Regions from separate parts of the Homo sapiens genome. Here region 2 is linked to region 1. A link is an interaction called in ENCODE POLR2A ChIA-PET data of the cell type or tissue named here. Cell type or tissue: A673. All regions are shown on one strand. Each heading gives the region's core, and the rest is flanking DNA. Links, peaks and the distances in the headings are about the cores only.

Region 1 (2,914 bases), core at 176-2,675:
CCTTCGGGTTGACAATTTTCTCCAGGTTGCTGCTGCTGATATGTTAAACCTCAGCGTAGAAGGCCCCGAAGTCCAGCACCATGGCCCTGAGCTCCCCATAGGCTGCCTCATCTCGCTGGTGCACCAAGACCCAGTAGTCCATTACATGAGTCTCCTTGGAGGCCTTGGCCACAGCATCCCGACGTTCTGAGAAGTACTTGGAAATGGTTGTCTGGAAAGCTTCCACTTTGCTTTTGACGGCATTCACCCTCTCCAGCACCTTCTCCTGGATTGCTACCCCAAAATCATCCATCTTCAATCTTGAGGATCAGGTGCTGGATCCCTGTGATCACTAGAATGCATTTCTCTTTGAGACTACAGACTCCTGGCTTAACCAGGGCAAGCAGGAACAGGACCTTCTCATTCCTAGGGAGAAATCCACTCTTAGGGACTTCTTTCATCTCCTGCTTATCTGTTTCCATCTCATCATCCTTGGGTGGAGGGCCTGGGATGAGATGTCCAGTGGGGCCCGGAGGGAAGTCAGGTCAGCCACATTGAGGCAGTACCTTGCAAGAGCTGATTCAAGTATATGATTTTCTGTGGCAAGAATCTGTAGAGGAATTCCTCAGCCTCCTGGAAAAGATTCTGCCTGAAGATCTCCACCTGTTTACAGGCCTCCCGTCTCAGGCGCACCCCACACGGCTTGGCCATATGCTGCTTCAGTTGCTAGATCTCTGGCCTCCTAATTACCGTATGCTTCAATATATTTTAAATACATTTTAGAAGAAAATACTGCCGGCATCAAAACTTTCACAGGACAATATTAGAACAACACTGGCATTCTAGGGAAAACAATGTTAAACATTGGCTTAATGGCCATAAACTGTAATAACTTGACCAATCCTAACCCTTCTCTTTTGAGCTTTGCCTCTCAAAGGGAGGACCCTCAGCCCTCGTTTGTGGTGGGTGAACATTATCAATGCTTGCCACTTTGACTCCCTGATTTCTATGCTTCCCTGAGGTTGTCCTACCTGTGTTTGACATGTTTTAAATTTACATATTATTAGTAAGTTATTGGCAATCTATGATTGCTCTGACTTTAAAACCTCTGTCTTTAAGTTTCTTTTGTATCTCTTTGATACAACCAAGATGCATCCTGGGGATTACTATCTGTCACCACTTAGTATCATCTTCAATTCAGCTTCTTCATGTTCAGCATTTTGCTCAAAGCCGTAATATGACCAAAAATGAGTATTAGGTTGAATGAAAACCTTGGAAACTTGGCTGTCAGCATGTACAACATATCCTGTAGGGAGTGTAATCTCACTTTAAAAGGGATCCAACTGTGAGCAATTAGCTATAGAAAGCTGGGGGGCAGGTTTCAGGGATGAGTAACAAGATGAACTTTGCATTGCATTGGCAGGGTGTGGTACATTTTCCCACAGGTTAAAGCCACTAGCTTTTCATCTCGCGTAAACATGGTTGCTTAAGATGGTTTCACTTTGGACTTCTGAATGACCCTTCTATACTGCTTCTGTCTGACTCTTCAGCCAGTTATGTACACTAAAAACCTCTCCCTCTCTAACAAATATTGCAACAAGTTTTCCAAATCTTAATGAGCCACAGTTATAATTATCCACCAGCTTTAAGTATTGTAGAATTTCACAAGTTTGTAAACTTCAGACCAACACTGTTCAACGGAAACATAATTCGAGCCACATACATAATTGAACATTTTCTGGCAGCCACATTAAAAAATTAAAAGAGGGTCAGGCGCGGTGGCTCACGCCTGTAACCCCAGCCTTTGGGAGGCCAAGGCAGGTGGATCACTTGAAGTGAGAAGTTCAAGACCAGCCTGGCCAACATGGCGAAACTCTGTCTCTACTAAAAATACAAAGATTAGCTGGGCGTGGTGGCACACACCCATAGACCCAGCTACTCAGGAGGCTAAGGCAAGAGAATCACTCGAACCTGGGAAATGGAGGTTACAGTGAGCCGAGATTGCACCACTGCCCTCCAGCCTGGGCAACAGAGTGAAACTCCCTCTTAAAAAAAAATTAAAACAGGTACAAATAACTTTAATAATATACTTTGTTTAATCCAATAAATCCAAAGTTATTTCAATATGAAATCAATATTGAAAGTTATTAACAAAATGTTTACATTTTTTCTTTTGTACTAAGTATGTGAACTCTGGGTGTGTACTTTTGACTTATAGCACTTCTCAGTTTGGGCTAGCCACAATAACACATGTGGCTAGTGGCTGCTCCATCGGAAAGTACAGCTGGAGACTTGTTAGAACTCAGATTAATGTTATCTGGGAGCATCCATATATCCAAACACCCTAGTTGATGGTTTTTTGTTGTTGTTATTATTGTTTTGTTTTGAGATGGAGTTTCGCTCTTGCTGCCCAGGCTGCGGTGCAATGGCGTGATCTCGGCTCACTGCAACTTCTGCCTCCCAGGTTTAAGCAATTATCCTGCCCCAGCCTACTGAGTAGCTGGGATTACAGACACTCACCACCATGCCCGGCTAATTTTTGTATTTTTAGTAGAGATGGGGTTTCACCATGTTGGCCAGGCTGGTTGATTTTTTTTTTTTTTTTTTTTGAGGCGGAGTCTCACTCTGTCACCCAGGCTGGAGTGCAATGGCGCGATCTCGGCTCACTGCAACCTGGGTTCAAGGGATTCTTCTGCCTCAGCCTCTTGAGCAGCTGGGATTACAGGCTTGCGCTACCATGCCCAGCTAATTTTTGTATTTTTAGTAGAGATGGGGTTTCACCATGTTGGTCAGGCTGATGTCGAACTCCTGACCTCATGATCCGCTTGCCTCGACCTCCCAAAGTGCTGGGATTACAGGTGTGAGCCACCGTGTCTGGCCGATGGTTTTTTAAAACTAAGTTTCTGGAAGAAGGTATTAATTAAACAGCCTGGGC
Region 2 (2,914 bases), core at 98-2,597, 89 kb after region 1:
TTCTGGTGTTCCCAATTTCAGGGATGTAGGAGATACTGAATTTAAAAGATAATAAAATATTTTAGCACTTAAGTGAAGACTAAAGACGGCCAAGGATTTTTCTTTTCTAAACTCTTCTATATAGTTACTTGTATAACATGTTAAAGAAAAGGTGACATTTGCATGAAATAGTTTTCCCTTGAATCATTAATCAAGCTAATATAAACTATAAGCACTATCTGTTGCTTACATTCTCACCATCAGCTATCCTGCCTTTTAAGCTTTCTTGAAATTATTTCCAGCTATTAATCTGTACTTGTAAATAACACAACTCAGACAAACTGGACCACAAGGATCCAGTCCTACATAGCTGCCTGGCAGGAGCGGAAAGAGGCTGTAGAGCAGGTGGGGTGAAGGGAGCGGGAGGGAAGGCAGGCGCCCTTCCTGTCACTCAGTTCTGGTCTTTCCTGTCCTTCCCTCTTCCTCTATTCTCCAAGATTAGTTGAGTGTCAATTACGTGTCAGGCAGGGTAATGGCACTGGGGAGCCAATGACGAATGAGATACACTCCGGGCCTTTTAAGGAGCACTGAATTTGTAGAAAGAGAGACTGCTGAGCTAGGAATTCAAGAATATTCTAATAGTTTCTACAAAAGAAGTCAGGCCGGGCACGATGGTTCACGCCTGTAATCCCAGCACTTTGGGAGGCCGAGGTGGGTGGATCACCTAAGGTCAGGAGTTTGAGACTAGCCTGGGTAACATGGTGAAACCCTGTCTCTACTAAAAATACAAAAATTAGCCAGGCTTGGCAGGCACCTGTAATCCCAGCTACTTGGGAGGCTGAGGCAGGTAAATTGCTTGGACCTGGGAGGCAGAGGTTGCAGTGAGCTGAGATCACGCCATTGCACTCCAACCTAGGAGACAGAGAATCTGTCTCAAAAAAAAAAAAAAAAAAAAAAAGTCAAATAGTGCTATTAAAGGAGAAAAATTGCTTCATGACAGGAACAAAAAGTCTTCAGGGAAAAGGTGATGTTTAAAGCCCCAACTTAGTTGCAGTTTTCCAGGAAATAAGGAGGAGAGGGAATCACAAGCAGAGGAAATTGAAGCAAAAGGCTGTGAGTCTTTTGCTCAGAGTGCAGCTTCTTTGGAGCTCATCGAGGGGAAGGTGAAGGCGAAAGGAAGGACTGTGTGTGTCTGAAAGTAGAGACGGGCTGAGGAGAGTGGGCCAGAAGGATCAACTGAGGTTGGACCTTTTTTTTTTCCCCCTGCTCTGTCACCCAGGCTGGAGTGCAGTGATGTGATCTCAGCTCACTGCAACCTCCGCCTCCCAGGTTCAAGTGATTCTCCTGCCTTGGCCTCCCGAGTAGCTGGGATTACAGGCGTGCACCACCACACCCAGCTAGTTGTTTGTATTATAACTATTATTTTTTTGAGATGGAGTCTTTCTTTGTCACCCAGGCTGGAGTGCAGTGGTGTGATCTTGGCTCACTGCAACCTCTACCTCCTGGGTTCAAGTGATTCTCCTGCCTCGGCCTCCTGAGTAGCTGGGACTACAGGCGTGTGCCATTACACCTGGCTAATTTTTTGTATTTTTAGTAGAGACTGGGTTTTGCCATGTTGGCCAGGATGGTCTTGATCCCCTGACCTCGTGTTCTGCCTGCCTGAGCTTCCCAAAGTGCTGGGATTACAGGCATGAGCCACCATGCCCAGCAGGACCATTTTTAAAAAGAAAGCAGACAGGCTGGGTGGTGACTCATGCCTGTAATCCCAGCACTTTGGGAGGCTGAGGTGGGAGGATGGCCTGAGGTCAGGAGTTCAAGACCAGCTTGGTCGACATGGTGAAACCCTATCTCTACTAAAAATACAAAAATTTACTGGAGGTGGTGGTGTACACCTGTAATCCCAGCTACTTGGGAGGATGAGGCAGGAGAATTGATTGAACCTGGGAGGTGGTGGTTGCAGTGAGCAGAGATCGTGTCATTGCACTCCAGCCTGGGTGACAGAGCGAGACTCCATCTCTACAAACATACATACATACATACATACATACATACATACATATGTACATACATAAAGCAAAAGCAGACAAAAACCAAACAGCAACAACAAACTTCCCTGCATGCTATGCTGAGGAGCTCAGACTTTATTCTAGGATGATGGGATGTCAGGGGAGGGTCTGCTGGAGACAGCCATGGTCACTTCCCTCCCACCACAGGGATTCTGTGATTCTCAGGAGCAGGAAGGAACTGCCTGACCTCTGTATGCTGGGAGAATGGCTCACACTCTTGCTTCACTGAGATCTCTGCTCAAACATTACCTCGTCCTCTCTTGTCTAACCTCACGAAAATAGCATGCCCAAGATTTTCTACTCATCTGCCTTAATTTTTTTTCCTAGTACTTCCCAAATATTTCAGTTATCTGTTTATTTTTTGTCTCCCCCACAGGTATATAAGCTCTGTGACAACAGGGGCTTTATCTTATTACTGCTGGTCCTCACGGTGCCTTGTACTGTGCCAGCCATGTAGAAAGAGCCTGTAGATTCTTGAGTGAGTGAAGGGCGATGCAAATCTCCCACAAATCATGGTCCAAAGACCTTGGGAACCCACAGACTCAGATTCTAGAAAGAGAACTTTGCAGTCCCCAAGGGGCTCTTGCAGCCCAGGTGGAAGGATGGTGAATAAGAAGTCCCAAGAGGCTCTCTAAGAAACAACAGCTTTCCAAATGAGTTGGCAAATCCCTACCCTTACAATCCTGTTTCTGTCTGTTCCCCAGAGTCAGCCTTTTATAATGGAAAAGCAGGGCTGAGATAATGTTCTAATTTAGGGTTGTTAGAACTTAGCCAAGGATCTCACCAGGGAAAGAGGAAGAAGCTTAGATCTTTCCTCTAAAATGCAGTCCAAAGCCAGAGCTTGGAATAGAAAAGCTGGTGTTTTCCTG

Evidence for each region. Peaks named below come from ENCODE experiments on the same cell type or tissue, not always from the same donor. Only the 100,000 strongest peaks of a DNase experiment are listed, where the experiment ranks them.
Region 2: POLR2A ChIA-PET joins it to region 1 with 7 read pairs; 5 of 35 experiments call an interaction of 5 or more read pairs at or near these places.

What each region holds. Positions count from the first base shown.
Region 1 is chr4:159,004,896-159,007,809 of GRCh38, reverse strand. The region is part of intron 1 of SPMIP2 (sperm microtubule inner protein 2); the gene reads left to right. It also overlaps the pseudogene PSME2P3. Among named protein-coding and RNA genes, the nearest start is that of SPMIP2, 29 kb to the left of the region's middle. RefSeq lists an enhancer at 1,057-1,589. In A673, for the core only: no CTCF peak of the experiment used is centred there; a DNase peak (open chromatin) is centred at 1,329.
Region 2 is chr4:158,915,744-158,918,657 of GRCh38, reverse strand. All of the region lies in intron 3 of SPMIP2 (sperm microtubule inner protein 2), which reads left to right. Among named protein-coding and RNA genes, the nearest start is that of SPMIP2, 120 kb to the left of the region's middle. In A673, for the core only: no CTCF peak of the experiment used is centred there; no DNase peak of the experiment used is centred there.